Linked DNA regions of Homo sapiens: region 1 is linked to region 2. A link is a loop called in an ENCODE intact Hi-C map of the cell type or tissue named here. Cell type or tissue: GM12878. All regions are shown on one strand.

Evidence for each region. Peaks named below come from ENCODE experiments on the same cell type or tissue, not always from the same donor. Only the 100,000 strongest peaks of a DNase experiment are listed, where the experiment ranks them.
Region 1: it touches region 2 in a loop (2.4-fold over the local background); 2 of 110 quality-filtered maps call a loop at or near these places.

The regions. Positions count from the first base shown.
Region 1 is chr3:172,267,879-172,275,878 of GRCh38, forward strand. The region is part of intron 6 of FNDC3B (fibronectin type III domain containing 3B); the gene reads left to right. Among named protein-coding and RNA genes, the nearest start is that of GHSR, 180 kb to the right of the region's middle. In GM12878, no CTCF peak of the experiment used is centred here; a DNase peak (open chromatin) is centred at 3,143; H3K27ac peaks cover 249 bases.
Region 2 is chr3:172,058,222-172,066,221 of GRCh38, forward strand. The region is part of intron 1 of FNDC3B (fibronectin type III domain containing 3B); the gene reads left to right. Among named protein-coding and RNA genes, the nearest start is that of FNDC3B, 23 kb to the left of the region's middle. In GM12878, no CTCF peak of the experiment used is centred here; a DNase peak (open chromatin) is centred at 3,750; H3K4me3 peaks cover 1,121 bases; H3K27ac peaks cover 1,783 bases.

The DNA.
Region 1 (8,000 bases), 210 kb after region 2:
TTGATTAGAGGTGTCTTTTCTCTGATGGCTGTCATGTAGGCAGAGTCTAATAATTAATTTAATTTTGAAGAAGATTTCTGTGGACCCTGAGGTGTCATATGCCAAGTGGGTGACAAATTCTAAAGCCCTGTTATCTGCCTTGTGTTTTTAATAATTATTGCCCATTGTAATAAACTTGTATCTTAGATTTCTTTTTTCACCCTTCAGTGGGTGTTTTGCCTAAATTGAAAAGACATAGAAGATTTTAACTACATATGAAGTACTATTTTAAGTCATTTGAGATTTTTCTCTCCTCCAGAATTTTTTAATCCTGTCATACTTGGCGGAAAATAATGTATACATCAAAGTCAAGCATACTTAATTATATAGTTTAAACATCAGTGCATCATTAGTTAAATGAACAAATTAGTTAAAACTCTGTATTTGCTGTGGGTTTCAAAAATTACCTGGACAGTAATTAGAGTTACAAAGAGTTCTAAAACAAAAGTTGATGAGAATAATGAAGTTGAACTACAAAGCCCTGATTGTATAAATAGGGCAAGAAGAAATAATACCAAGAAGTGGGGGAAAAAGTGTTTTGGCCAGACCTGAGAACTCAGCTGGATCATGTGGTATCAGCCAAGATAATATGTGACAGAGAACGGCAGATACAAATACCATGACACTCTGTACATGGGAATAGAGAAATCAGGGATAAAAAATACAAGTCATGTAGATCACAGCTCTCCGTGTAGCCAGGCTCAAGTTAAGGTAGTTCAGTTGTATAATCAACTTTCGTGGTATTGCTAGGACCTTAATAGAGGAGAGGCAAAGCTGAGGGGAGATCACATTATGTTACCTCTCTGGAATAGTTTCTCCAATCTTTCCATGCATTTAAAAAATTGGATCTGTCTAATTCAAGCCATTTAGTTCTACCCATGCTCATGATCCTTTGGTTTTAGCTACTTATGTGATTTTTCCATACAAATATCAGTCACTTGCAGCATATACCATGCCCTGCCAGTTCCTTTTGGAATCAATTTAAATGAGAAAAATAAAGGACTTTGGGAAAAACTATTTAAGTGTGTCTGTTAAATTGTTTTACTATTTGAGAATAGTTCTGGAGTCTGAAATACATTTTCCATTTAATAGTATTTGGCTTTTTTTTGTTTGTTTGAGCCATAGCATTCGTGGAAATATGTTGAAATCTTAAGTGGAGAGAATATGACTTACTGCTTTTGGTATTACTTGCTGTCTAGAACGTTACAGTCTCCACTATAGTATGTTCCTGGTCAGCAGCATTAGAAACAAGGACAACTTCAGACTACAAAGAAATGTGCATATTGTGATTCACAACTTTCTTCCTATTTTAAAATCTCCATATTTTTTTTTCTTTCCTTTCCTTTTCCTTTTTCTTTCCTTTCCTAGGCTCTCTCTGTCATCCAGGCTGATATGCAGTCGCATGATCATAGCTCACTGCAGCCTCAAACACTGCATCTCAAGTGATCCTCCTACCTCAGCCTCCTGAATAGCTGGGACCACAGGCATGTGCCACCATGGCTGGCTAATTAAAAAAAATTTTTTTTTTTTTTTTGGTAGAGATGGTCTTGCTATGTTGCCCAGGCTGGTTTTGAACTCCTGGCCTCAAGTGATCCCCTTGTCTTGGCCTCCCAATGTACTGGGATTACACCTATGAGCTACTGCCCCCAGCCTATTCTGGATTCTTCAGATTGTAGAGCCAACTGTACTACAAATCTGTGTGGTTTTTTTGTTTGTTGTTTTGTTTTGTTTTGTTTTGTTTTTTGGAGAGAGGGTCTCACTCTGTCGCCCAGGCTGGAGTGCAGTGGCACAGTCTCGACTCACTGCAACCTCCACCTCTCGGGTTCAAGCGGTTATCCTGCCTCAGCCTCCCAAGTAGCTGGGACTACAAGTGCGTGCCACCATGCCTGGCTAATTTTTTTTGATATTTTTAGTAGAGACAGGGTTTCACAGTGTTAGCCAGGATGGTCTCGATCTCCTGACCTCGTGATCCGCCCACCTCAGCCTCCCAAAGTGCTGGGATTACAGGCGTGAGCCACCGCACGCGGCCTAAATCTGTGCTTTTTTATAGGACATTTCATCAAATACATATTCTTAGTCACTTGAGTGGCAACTCTTCCTAGATATTAATACTGTATACAAAAAGTTAGGTCTAGAAAATGACATCAATTATTGTGAGACAAGTAACACATTTCTGTATATCCAAAACATATTTCATTAAATTTGACTGTTTTCCTAAATTTCCAATGTTATTGTAGTGCTTGTTTTGTAATATTGTGCTTGCGTGTGCACATGTGCACTTACATAGAGCTTAAATGGGTAAAATAGAGTGTTACTCTCTTTGCTGGTCTCACTGCTTTAGCTGTTGTTCCCTTAAAATTCGTTCTCTGCACAGCAGCTGGGTGAAGTTTTTATTAAAACCCCCATGTTTTCCTTTCGAACTTAGCATACAGTGCAAACTCTACTATGGCTGCTGCCTGATGCGCCTTCTTCCAGCCCTGCTCCAGTTCTCTGTGCCCTTGCCACACAGCATACTTTCTCCAATTCTCTAACATGTGGGGCCCATTCTGCCCTAGTGCCTTTGCCCTCTCTATTCTCTCTCTTGGAAAGTTCTTTTATACTTTGTATAGTAGAATCCTCCCAATCCTTCCTGGCATAGCCCAAATGCTTCAGGGTCAGAGAGACCTTCTTGGACTACTTCATCACATCACGCTTCTCTACATATTCTTCATGACACCCACCACTAGCTGACTCTATTGTGTTTGTTTGTGTACATTTTCTATATTCTCCTGCAAGAGTTCACCCTTGACTATATTGGAAACAGATTGGAGTTGGCAGAAGATAACATGCAGAGCTCACTCAAGGGGACTTCCAGACATCTTTTATAGATAATACGAATTGCTAAATTTGCTTTTCATCTAAAAAATTTCATTTTATAAGACTTGGGTTAAAATACAGAATTCCATTGCAGTTGGAAAGAGTTACCAGATAGTTCATTATGTGTGCTTGAATGCCAGTCTTGCACAGCATGTAGCACAGTCAGTATGAAACCCTTTTTTGAGGAACTGAAATGCCAGGTAAGAATTCTATGGTAAGCCTATTTCAGCCCCACAAATGAAGGCCTTTCCTATAAATGTGGTCTTGTATTTCCTTCCAGCCAGATGAATGCAAGAAACTGTCATCGTTGCTCTCTCCATTTTTGTTTAGTAAGAACGAGCCTCTTTAGGTGTTTGTAGAGTTATTTTGGCAGTCTAGTATTATTTCCACTATCATTAGCTTTTACCCTTAGGTAGAACCTGGACTTTGTGTTTTCACCTATCCAATTTTCATTACATTTCATGTAATTCATAGAAATTAAAATTTCACTCAGATACTCTTGACTGCATAGCAACAGACCTATTTTGGAGTATTAAAACAAGGTTTTAATATAGAAACTGTTTCAACCTTTTGTTTTAAACTATTGATTTCCTACATAGTTTGGGAATTTTTTTAGATACCAGCTCTCTTCAGTAGTTCCGATTTCTTAGGACTTTTATAAAAAACATCTTGAAAAAATGGTATCATAACTTTAATATTACTCAGCACATTTTTTGTTGTTGTTGTTCAGAATGGTTTATGCGCTCTTATTCTGATGAAAAAGAAGATGAAAACATTCTTTTCTAATTGTTGGGAAATGTTGTGGAACCTGACTTTTTGACCGCTTTTGCCAATGCTAGGGCCTGTTGACCTACTCATTCCCACTTGGCTCTGCCAGCTGGGGCTGCCTTAACTGGTCTCCATGCTCCTATGAGAGAGTTCTTAGGTAAACGTCAAGTCTGCATCAGAAAGCCGTGCAGACGTGGAGAGCCATCTTTTTCCAAACGTTCAGTGCAAGGCAGAGCAACAGGCTCTGCTTTGAGAATTATTGCTGGAGACACCATCCACGCATGCAAGCATTCTGTACCGGGTAGTACACTGACAATTTGGAACAAGGATAGACACTGCCATCTTGGTTCAGAAGGCCTCCTAATAATGGCATTCTAGAAGAGAAAACCTGGATTATGTAGCCTAAGATATGGTCTTGTTCTGGTAGAACATGTGTGAATAGGAAACACATCGTAGCCCTTGCTGATACTGTTACTAGGGTCTAGATCACCGTTGGGCTTAAGCAGAGATGGGTAATTTTTGCTTTTTCTTAATATTCCAGCAGTCTAAACTAAAAATATGGAGAGATTATAAACCTGTGTTTGCCTGAAAACAAGATTGTCACCAATCTCAAAAGTCAGAAATAAATCATTTTTTCTCATACTCTGTATAATAGCTATAAGAGAGTGGGGACTGGAAAGGTATTTTGGAGTTTAAAAGTAGTAAAACACAGAACCATGAGTCCTGCTTGCAACTTTAATAAAATTTGGGTATTGTCTGTGTAGAACACCTTTTCTGTTCCTGGGTTAGGCTATAAGGACCTCCCGTTATGAAACCAAGCCAGAAACTGCCCTAAGATTAAATACCTTAAGGAAAAGTAACCTTTGTGGCAGTGGGGAACAGTCACAGCTCTGAGACCACATCTCTGGTCAGTGACCAGAGATATCTGAGAGCTGATGGGCTGTAGTGGGGAGAAGGACTGGCTGCTACAGGAAATAAACCTTATTTCAGACCCACCTGGAAATGATCTTACTTAATATGTTGCTTTTTACATGTTTTAGGGAATTTTTAGATTCACATTTCAGGAGACTATTCTGTATTTGAGCCTTTGGGTTTTGCTGAAGAGCATAGAACCCTAAAAACCGAATATGATGATCTTAGAACTTCCTTAATTTCTTTCTTTCCACTCTTAGTCTCTTTTCTCATTTCCTTTCACTGCTCTGAAAATTAACACCTGCTAGGGAAATCAACTTTAGGCTGCTTTCATTGGAAGCCAGTGTCTAAAAATCAATCCTGGCAACTAGTGTAAAATGAAATTTGGAAGATGTCTTGATTCTCATGGACTTGTGCAAGCTGAAGTTATTAAAGAGGATTAGGAACCACAGCTGGTGAGCAGATGGAATGCTTATAATTTCACAATCTGAGGTAGCTGTAAACTCAAATCTGCACAAAACTTCTTTGCTTTTTCTCTAGTTTATTTCACTTTATCTTCCTGGACTGTAACTCTGGGCAAGTACGATCGTTTAATTGTTGGAGATGATGAGCCTTAATAGGTTCCTCATTTAGATGGCATCATTTAAAATTCTAGTTGTACAATTTCATACTCAGAATTTCATTTCAGAAACCAACTATTTAATAATGGACTTATTAACAGCACAATAAGTAGGAAATGGTTTTACCTTTCGTTCAAAATGTAGAAATATATTTTAAATTTGAACAATGAAGACTGGTTCACAGTAATTGCAACTAGACAATATAACTACTTGCTTCTTAAAGAAATGCTTGATTCCATCAGTTTCTTCAGCTTTTTCTGTGTTCATTTCTACTAGAAATTCCTGTGTCATAGAAAAAAAGTCCCCTAAAGCCACCTTCTTCATTGGCTCTGTTACCTAATCACAGGCTCCCTGCTCCCTGTATATTCCCCGCACCCATGACTACTTCTCTGTTCATTCTATCTGATCATAATATAGGGGCCTTATACATGCACAGAGCAACTGTTTGCCCCCTCAGAAACATAAGCCTAGACCACATTTTCTGGGTAGATTAGTGTTTTCTCCACAAAGGAAGGTGTTTGTGAGACTTTCATCCAGTGGCTGCTAGGAAGGTCAAATTAGGAACTTTTGTCTACAGATACAAAGACATTAACTTACACTTTATGTTAGTGGTTGTTACTTTATTTAACAATGGAATTAGTGTCCACTCTACAGTTTAGCACCTCTTTATCCTTACTGAAAGACTTTAGAGAAATGGCTGCTAAGGTGGAGTTTCTTCAAATACAGAAAAACATCTGGAGCCGTAAATAAGTTGAGCAGCCCGGATACATTCTGTACTAGCTGGTTGGGAAGAAAACAACACAGGGATATTTCAGGTGGTGCCGCACAACAAACAGCGGTAGTTTATGGTCTGAGATAGTCTCTGTTCTTTTGGAACCGGTGTGTGCTTCTTCTCTAAAGCCACAGTCAGCAGCAAAAAATACTGTAACATGTCTTTTGGAAGCAATTACTGCATGATCCTCAGTGTTCTAGCCTCAGAACATCCTGAGTGTTCCATTTCTATACGTGCGGGAGAAGAGGACATATTACCGATGCTTTGGCATGAAGTAATCTGGAGAATTATTATAGGATATGGTCTTTCTTGACCAGCTTTTGAAATGGCTTTCAGTAGCTTCTCTTTGGATTTCCAAACTGACCTTCTGTAATTGGATATGGCCTCTTACAGAAGCAGTAGTATAAACATGTTTAAACTTCTAATGTAATTATTTTATCCTGAACCAAGTAGTCTAGCAGTCTCTTCCAGCGGATAGATTTGTTTATCTTAAGTAGAGTTGATCTCCCCGCCTTACCCTTGTTACCTTTGGACACAGGAGATGGCAGGAGAAGAGGTTTTGGATGGCCCCCAAGAAGAAGTAGACTTGGACCGAAAATCAGAAGACAAGAAGACCTGAGGATTTGATACTGGGTTCTTTTAGATTTTCCTGTGCGATCTTGACCAGATTCATAAAATCTCTGATTTGCTGAATCTATATCTAGTAAATGGGTATAATAATATCTAATATGTATTTGCATATGTTTGGTATGTGTATTGGTATGTGATGACTGACATAACAAAGTAGCACAAACTAGGTAGCTTACACAACACAATTTTATCTTCTCACAGCTCTAGATGCTAGAAGTCAGACTGCAGTGTTGGCAGGGTTGGTCCTTCAGGGCCATGAGGGAAGGATCTATTCTAGGCCTCTGTCTTTGACTTGTAGATGGCCATTTTCTCCCTCTGTCTTCACATCATCTTCCCTGTGTGTGTCTGCATCCGAATTTCCTCCTCTTCTAAGGACACCTGTCATATTAAATTAGGGCCCACCCTGATGAGCTCTTTTTAACTTAATTACCTCTTTAAAGGCCCTATCTCCAAATATAGTCAAATTCTGAGGCACTGGGGGGCCAATCCAGATTTTTTTGGTCATCCATTTTTTTTCTTTTCTGTTGTCTTATCTATTATATTTTCCTCTTGTGTGTTTTTATTTCTCACCCAGATTAGTCCATGACCTAAATGGCCGCTTTTGCTCACAACTGCCTCTTGGGCTCAATAAGCTCACTGTTGTCTAGGGTTTATACACCTCAGCTGTTAGGAGTTGGAGATCAGATGAATGTGGTTTATCGTCTGTAGAGTGAAATATGGCTACTAAGTGGTGCCATTACAGAGCCAATTTGGGGTGTAAATCTAGTATTTCAGCTCTTGGACTTTTTAAACTGCATCTTTAAATAGAACACTAGTTTCATTCTGAGGGGGGGAAATATACATGCAGAAGACATTAAGGCCTATGATGAATGTCATGTTTTGAACAACAAGGGCAGCTCATTTGGACAACAGAAATCCATCTGCAGGGCTTAAGAGAATCCTTTATTTTATACAGAAACCGAATAAGTTCCAAATAATATAAATGTTATTAAAGACTTAGAATGAGATAGCAATAGTGCATAGCTTTGGCCTAGAGTAGGTAGGCTTGAAAACAATTCAGGACTTCTTTTACATTGACCCTGGATTTGTGGATGTCTGTTCTATCATAATATGTTTTAGAGAATAAAATGGAAAAGCTTGTAATACCAGAGAGCTTCTATTCCTCAGAGTGGTTGCAATTCTGGAGAACAACCTCTTGCAAGTAGCATTTTCCGTATAGACATTTCTTGCCTGCTGGCCCAATCTTAACTTTTCATTTTAGTTCATTTCTCAGTTCAGTGCATTTAGAAGACAGTGCATTTTTCTTTTCTGGACTAGGGCAGATGGTGCTGTCACTTTTGATTATCTGGTTTTTTTTTTAAAGGGAAGTGTTGATTAGGGAGAGCAAGAAATGAAATACCACC
Region 2 (8,000 bases):
GCTTTTCAGAAGCAACATTCATGTTGAAGAAAATCTGTATATTCATTAGGGTAATCAATTACTTTGTGGTTTCAATAACAAGAAAATATTATTAGTGTTACAGAGGAAAAAAATGTGAACCTGTCTTTGTACATTCTAATCATATTGCCTTGCAGAGTTACATTTCCTAATCTTAGGGCTGACTTGGTTTCTGCTACTGTTATGTCCTTTAAGAATGAGATCCTTAATTTTCTTTTTTTTTTTTTTGTAGCAAGTTGATGTCCCTCTTACATTTTTCCTTTTTATATAAGCCAAAAGATTTTTATTGCTATTTTGATATATTATTTGGTTTATTGGGATGTTCTATTACAGATCCTCAGTTGGTATATAATTCATTCTAAGATACTCAATATCACATTTTCCCATGAAATACATAATGAGAAGAGGACCTTAAGTTGAAAGGACTTGCTTGAAATCAGAGGAGTATTAGTAGCCAATACTACAAGAAGCAGACATTCAGTCTTTGTGTCTAGAGGAGGCAGAGTAAATCATCTCATTTTAATGGATCTGTAGTTTCTATTAAACAGAACCTGTCATATTAGCACCATAACTTCCGGTCATATATTTGTTTTGTATTGACTGTACATATAGAGCTTCTTTGTTGCTTCTTGAAATGATATATTGGAAAAACAAGGAGTTTCTACCATCTTCATAGGAGCATATCAATGAACCAAGAAAGTTTTATGAACATTTTCTTTTCTCCGTGTCCTAATTCCCAAAACCTTTAGCAGTTTGCCTAGAGCAGTGACCATTTTGCCTCTGACATTTTGTTTCTGGTTTTCATCAAAACCAACATCTTCCATAATGTTTATTTTCCTTATTTATTTGTCACTATTAATGCTTACAGGAAGCAGCAAAGCATGGAATTCTTTACTTTTTTAATAAGTGTAGTACTAGTGTAACTTATATGTGTGTTTTGTAGAAATACATTTTGATGATAGCACGTAACATAATACATATTTGGGAGCATTTTAAAAATATTTTCTGAATTTATATTTCACTTAAAAAAAAAGAGTGAGGTTTCTAGTGGCATTTTTGATATTAATAGTAAGAAGTCCTGTGATCCATACACCTTCCCAGTGGGTTTTTGGATAAGTCTCAGATTAGTTCTCCTCAGGACTCCTGACACTAATTGTTCTCCATGGCATGGGGGAATTTGAAGCTTATATATAAAGGACTTAAAAGGCTTTGAAAAATTTCTCCTGATACTCGGCATTTGGGAGTCAAAAGTTTGCATCTGAAAAATTGTTTTCTTGATTGAGAATTTAGGTTTGAAAGTGACTTTATGGATTATTAACTGGCCACCTGGCCTCTGTTATAGATTGTCTGACCTATTTATTTGAAATTTATCTAGTATACTTAAATTTGGCAAGAAATCAGGGCACAAATACAAGTTAGGCGTATTGTTTATTTTTCTAAGTCAATAACGCAATTCATTTTGCCATGGAAAAGTAATCATGGAAAACATTAATACCTGATAGACTGTATAAACTTGCTTAACTTTTAGCATAATGATACTTTTTTCCAGGATGCTGACCGGATGGTTTTATGTAAGGATGTTTATCTATAGTCCAGTGAATTAAAACTTTTAGGTAAATAGAGGGCATGTATTACTTATTCCTAGGGCAGTTCCTTTTGAATGATTTCACTTATTGAGAACTGTCATTTTGAAATGTTTCAAACCAATTAGGCATCTTTAGATCTAAATCTTCCAGCCTTCAGCTTTAGGGAATACATATTTGGATTTGCAAGAATGTGAAGATTTAGCCAGGTAGTCACTTCCTATTAGCTGTGAGAGGTCTTCGGACTCAATTGACTGGTGCTTGTTAAATATCTGTTTTTTTGGAGAATTTGTTTCCCTCCCGAAGAGAGAACCCTCATAGTCAGTGGGGCCCATTGACAATTCTCAAATACTATCTTTTAGGATTCTCGTGACTCAGTTTTGTAGTGAACTTTTGAATAAATATAAGTAATGAAAGATGGTAGATTTAATTTAAAAGTCTAGATTCTTTTAGATGTCAGTCAGTCCTGTTGCTAGGGTGGGGGGTGGTAGTGGTGTGTTCCCTCAGGTGAGAGTGTAGTGGTGGTGGTGGGCAGAGGGTAAGACACATTTATGAGTTGGCCCCACACCAGGCTTTTCTCTGTCTTCCCTAGGCCATGAGACTGATTACTTACCATGGTGAGAGAAAACCCTAAAGGCCCCCTCCACACTTCTCATTTGCCCTTTAGAAGACCTAGAAGATTGTAGGAACAGATAGATTGCATGAACTGGTACCTGAAGTTTAGGGAGCCATCAGTTCAATCAGTAGTAGTATTTATTTGAGTGTAGCTGTAAAGATGCGGCAAGAGAAGAAGCAGGGAGATGTCTAATTCCTCTGTTTGACTTTCCCACTAAAATCTAAATTCCTTGAAGGCAGAGACCGACACTTTCCTCTTCTCTTATATACAGAGACTGGCAAACAGACTGCTCAGCAAGTGTTTATTGAATGAATGATTTAATGATGGAGCAGGACATGTTGTTTTGACACTGAGATGCCATGTGTTTGAACCAGGTGAAAACTTATGTTTGATTTTAATTTTAAAGACATGTTCTAATTATAATTCTTACTATTGGAGGCATATGGAACTTTCAATCAAGAGGAATAACTGAGATACTTCAAATTATGTGAAGATAGAAAGGTTTTTCTTGTTCAGTCAATAATTATTGCATTGCAGATAACAGAAACCCACTTAAGCTAGTTTAAGCAATAAAGGTTTGAGGAAAATGAAGGCAGTGTTTCTATACCTCCTGAGCTCCTGGAACCAGCCCTGGGAAGTCACTGGAAGCACAGGTTGCATTTCATCTTTTCTTTGCTCTTCCTTCCCTGATATTTCTTTTTGCAGAGCCCATCCTATATGAATAATGGATGCTTATTCTAAACTCATGAAGTGATACCAATTTTTTCTTTTAAAACGGCCTGGTCTGCACATTACTTTTTTTTTTTTTTTTTGAGATGGAGTCTCGCTCTGTCACCCAGGCTAGAGTGCAGTGGCGTGATCTCGGTTCACTGCAAGCTCCGCCTCCCGGGTTCGCACCATTCTCCTGCCTCAGCCTCCCGAGTAGCTGGGATTACAGGTGCCCGCCACCAAGCCCGGCTATTTTTTTTTATGTTTAGTAGAGACAGGGTTTCACCGTGTTAGCCAGGATGGTCTCGATCTCCTGACCTCGTGATCCTCCCGCCTCGGCCTCCCAAAGTGCTGGGATTACAGGCATGAGCCACCACACCCAGCCTACTTTTTAATAGTAAATTGAAGTTATGGGTGTTAGATATATTCTTTGCAAGCCGTTTTGAAGCAGATTCTTTTCCTAATGTGTCATGTACAATCTGTGGGGGAAGAAGGTTATATAAAGCAAGAATGACTTCTATTCAACAAAATAGTGATATTCTATATTTTCCTGTCTCTTTTGTTTCTTTCTTTAAAATGAACTACAGTGAGACATGGCCAGATTGATTTCTTCCCTTAAATTGTCTCAGAAACTGTACCCAGTCCACTAATTGCTTTGTTCAGCGGACAGGAAATGGTTATATTTGCACAAGTTACACAATCTTAACTAAGTCGGGGCAAAGAACCAAAGAGATCTCTGATCTTTTTTTCCAGCATTAACCTTTCAGTTCCACAAACTAATGCATGATGCATAAACCAGGTTACTAGGGGACACTTATCAAAAACCATAAACTTATTTATCTGAATGACTTTCTGTTTAGGGATACTAAGAAAAGAAGTTACGTGAGGTAATCATGCTGGTGCTGAGGTTAAGTTTGTGCAGTTTCACTTCTTCCTTAATAGTTTTTTTATACATGCAATAAAGGACATGTCCGGAAGCTGATCAGTGCCAGCATGACCATGAAGTGCTCAGTCCCCATTCCTTCTCTCCTTACCCCTCAGCCCCCTTGCAGGCTATATACAAATTTATTCTTTTCCTTTTCTAGGGTTGGGAATTTGCCTCCTTTCTTCCTGCCCCTGTCTGTTATTGGTCCCTAGTACCCCAATTTCTGCTACTTTTCTCCTCCTTCTTTTTTTTTTTTTTGAGATGGAGTCTCTCTCCGTCACCCAGGCTGGAGTGCAGGGGCATGATCTCAGCTCATTGCAACCTCCGCCTCGCAGGTTCAAGTGATTCTCCTGCCTCAGCCTCCCGAGTAGCTGGGATGACAGATGTGTGCTACCACGCCTGGCTAATTTTTTGGATTTTTAGTAGAGATGGGGTTTCACTGTGTTAGCCAAGCTACCTGTCTTGACCTCCCAAAGTGCTGCGATTACAGGCGTGAGCCACCGCGCCTGGCCACTTTTCTCCTTCTTGAAAGTGGGATTTTCTCTTTATCATTGTTTGATTATTGTATAAGTATTATGATTGGCATTTTGCAATTTGAGCAGAGCTGATATTATATATGGTATTTCTAAGTACTTTTTTTTTTGACTCTGCCAAACTGTTAAGTCATTCTCCATCCATCTATCCATCCATCCACCCATCCATCCATCCTCTTCTCATTTTGACTTCTATTAGTTATTTCCTGAAGCCCGTATATCACTGAGAAAAAGTTAATCTTAAGTGAATAACTTAGGTCAAAATGAGAGGAGAATGAAGAATTAAGTGAATGTAGGCAGAGTCAGAAAAAAAAATAGTGTCTCTCTTTAAAGCATTACTTTTTTTGGTGATGCCTTTGAAGGAAGTGAAATTGGTGTATGATCTAATGCTACAAAACCATATCTTGCTCTCATAGATTTTAAGATTTCTCTTTTGAATGATCCATTGCTGTCCTTTCTTTACACGTATCTTTTCTCCCTATCTTCCTTGTTAAATACATTTTTTCGTTATATACTTTTGAAGCAAGTCTTGATTTTTTTGTATTTTCCCCATTTTTCTTCAAATGTTCCACAGTTCCCTAAAATAAGATAGCATTTTTGTCTTTTTCTACAGTCTATTCTTTGCTGTTTACTTCATCCCCACCCACCGCCACCAAAAATGCCTTCAGAAAGTCCCTACCTTTTCTTGTACATTGTCCTTCTGTTCAGATTCTTGTATCGCTGATACTCTCCCCTGCTACCCATTCTCCTCCCAACAGTTTTCTTTGATAGTGATATCTGCCTTGGAATTTCCACTGTGCCTGTTAAACTCTTTGAGAAGGATAATTCTGTCAACGTTTACTTCTCTTCCCCTTCTAGCCCCAAAGACTGAGGACAGTGTCCTCCTCATGCATTCCTGTGACGAGGAATCTGCACTGAGGTTTCTACTCTTTCCCTTACCAGGATTCTGAATTGTCTGTGACTGTCTGATATGATTGCTGATCTCTTTCCTGTTCTCAGATAGGACACAAGGGGTTCCATTCGGAGTTGGCTCAGGACATTCAGATGCCATTATTTTAGTAATGATCACATGATGTTTTGAGGGCAGCCTGAAAAAAATAGAGTCTCTAACAGAGGAGCTGGGTAAAATCAGAGTAGGACCATCTCTAATGCCTTTTCTAGCTCTCTTACTCTGATTTTGTGAATTTATCCTTAGGGACAGTTTTTCATCAGGATGAGACCCTGCTGTGGTCTGAATGTTTGTGTCTCTCTCCCCTCACCAAATTTATTTATATGTTGAAATCTAACCCCCAAGTTGATGGTGTTAAGAGGTGGGGCCTTTAGGAGACAGTTACATCATGAGGGTGGATCCCTCATGAATGGCATTCACGCCCTTATAAAAGAAGCTTAAGGGCCAGGTGTGGTGGTGCGAATCTATAGTTCCAGCTATATGGAAGGCTGTGGCCGTGAGAAGATTGCTTGAGGCCAGGAGTTTGAGGCTGCAGTGAGTGAATAACCCCTGCACTCCAGCCTGGACAACATAGCAAGACTCTCTCTTAAAATAGATAGATAGATTAGATAGACAGCCTAAGGGAGCCTGATTGCCCCTCCACCATGTGAGGACACAGCAAGAAGGCACCATCTGTGAACCAGGAAAGGAGCCCTCACCAGACATCTGATTTGTTGGTGCCTTGATTTTGGACTTACCAACCCCGAGAACTGTAAGAAATGAATTTCTGTTGTTTGTAATTACCCAGGCTAAGGTATTTTGTTAAAGCAGACCAGATGGACTAAGTCAGCCCCATAATGACCCGTTTTATATTTTTATTTATAATCTATCTGCTGCTTAATTTTGTGATTAGTGGCCAGCTACTGTTTACTCATCTTTTATTCATCTGTAAAACTCTTTTTAACTTGTCTTTGTAAGAAACGGTTGGCTAACAGATGAATTTTCAGGTTGTTCAGTTTTAAAATGTTTTACTTAAAAGGGTAAGACAACTCCCCAATGCAAAGTGTGACTTCAGAGATAACTTTCATTTCTTTGAAATGTAGGAAGTCCATAGCCATTGCTGGCTGACATCTTTCTGCTCAATATGCTCCAGGGGAAGATTATCAAATTTTAGCTTCTGAGCTTTCAAATGGCTCTTATTATCAGTGGCATATTACATGAAACTGGTTTTGGGCTCTTCAAATTTATATTTTTGGCAAAGGTGTTGGGAGATTTGATTTCATTCGTCATCACTGCAGTACCTGGCGCATAGTAGGCTCTCCATTTGGTGTGTTGGATGAATGAAGAAAGTGATTCTGCTAGTCAGTGGGGTTTAAAAACAAGTGTCCACCAACTTAATGGGTCCCCATTGATCCTGAGTTCACCTCTGTTGCCCTGTATATATGTGACCCCATGTTTATTGCAACCTTATGGGCATCTCAGGCACTGCAGAGAACAGCCTCTTAAAATTTCTGGTAGAGGCCTGGTGCGGTGGCTCACGCCTGTAATCCCAGCACTTTGGGAGTCTGAGGCGGACGGATCATGAGGTCAGGAGTTCGAGACCAGCCTGACCAACATGGTGAAACCCCATCTCTACTAAAAATATAAAAATTAGCCGGGCATGGTGGCATGCACCTGTAGTCCCAGCTACTCAGGAGTCTGAGGCAGGAGAATTGCTTGAACCTGGGAGGCGGAGGTTGCAGTGAGCTGAGATCGTGCCACTGCACTCCAGCCTGGGTGACAGAGCTAGACTCCGACTCAAAAGAAAAAAAATTTTTGGTAGACTCCTATGTGCCATTTCTGGAGAACTGAAATAGTAGTGGACATACATAGGATTCATTTTAGTGTAGATATGACTTTTTAGTGAAACTTGAAGTCCTACTTCCTGTGTGTGAAATAGGGTAATAGGATCACACCCGAAGAAATGCCGCCTTGTTCAAAAGTGACAGGATCGCTGTTCAGTTTGGAATATTGGAAAGTGGGCAGGTTTATTTGGAAGCACTTTGTTTTTACTATATGTGTAAAACTCCAGGGAGCATTGAATAGGATATGAGGTGCTCCCTTTGGCTGTGCATTAGCAACGTGGCAGTTACTGATCTGTCATTTACTTTGAAAAGGAATTACAAAGTTTTGGCCTCATGCCTGGAGTAGCTCCAGATGGTCAGAAAAGATTTTTGTACTGAAGTCAGAAAGTATATTGCAGTGATAGAATTGGGCTTGTCATGTTTATATTAGAACACTGGCTTCCCACTTTATTCCTCTGCAAAGTTTTTCTTTCTTTCTTTTTTCCCAGAGAGTGAGGGGAGGAAATTGTTGCTTTAGAGTTATGAGTCTAATATTTGGAATACTGTTGTTCTTGGTGATAATGATGTAGAGGTATGATTATGTGGTTAATGTAGTTACTTTGTCAACCTAAATACCCCTGATTCTTAGTATTTACAAAGGATGCATGAAGGCTTGGAATGTAGAGATACACCAAGACCATTGTAGCTGATGTAGAAATGCAGGTAAGAAGCTTCATTTGGGTTGCGTTTGCTTGTCTGATAACCTGGCTGTTAGCCCACAACTGTTATTTAGTAGCTTACCAAACTTCATCTGTTCTGTCTTCCCATGATTCTGTGGTTGCTAGGGGTAATGATGACGTTTGGGT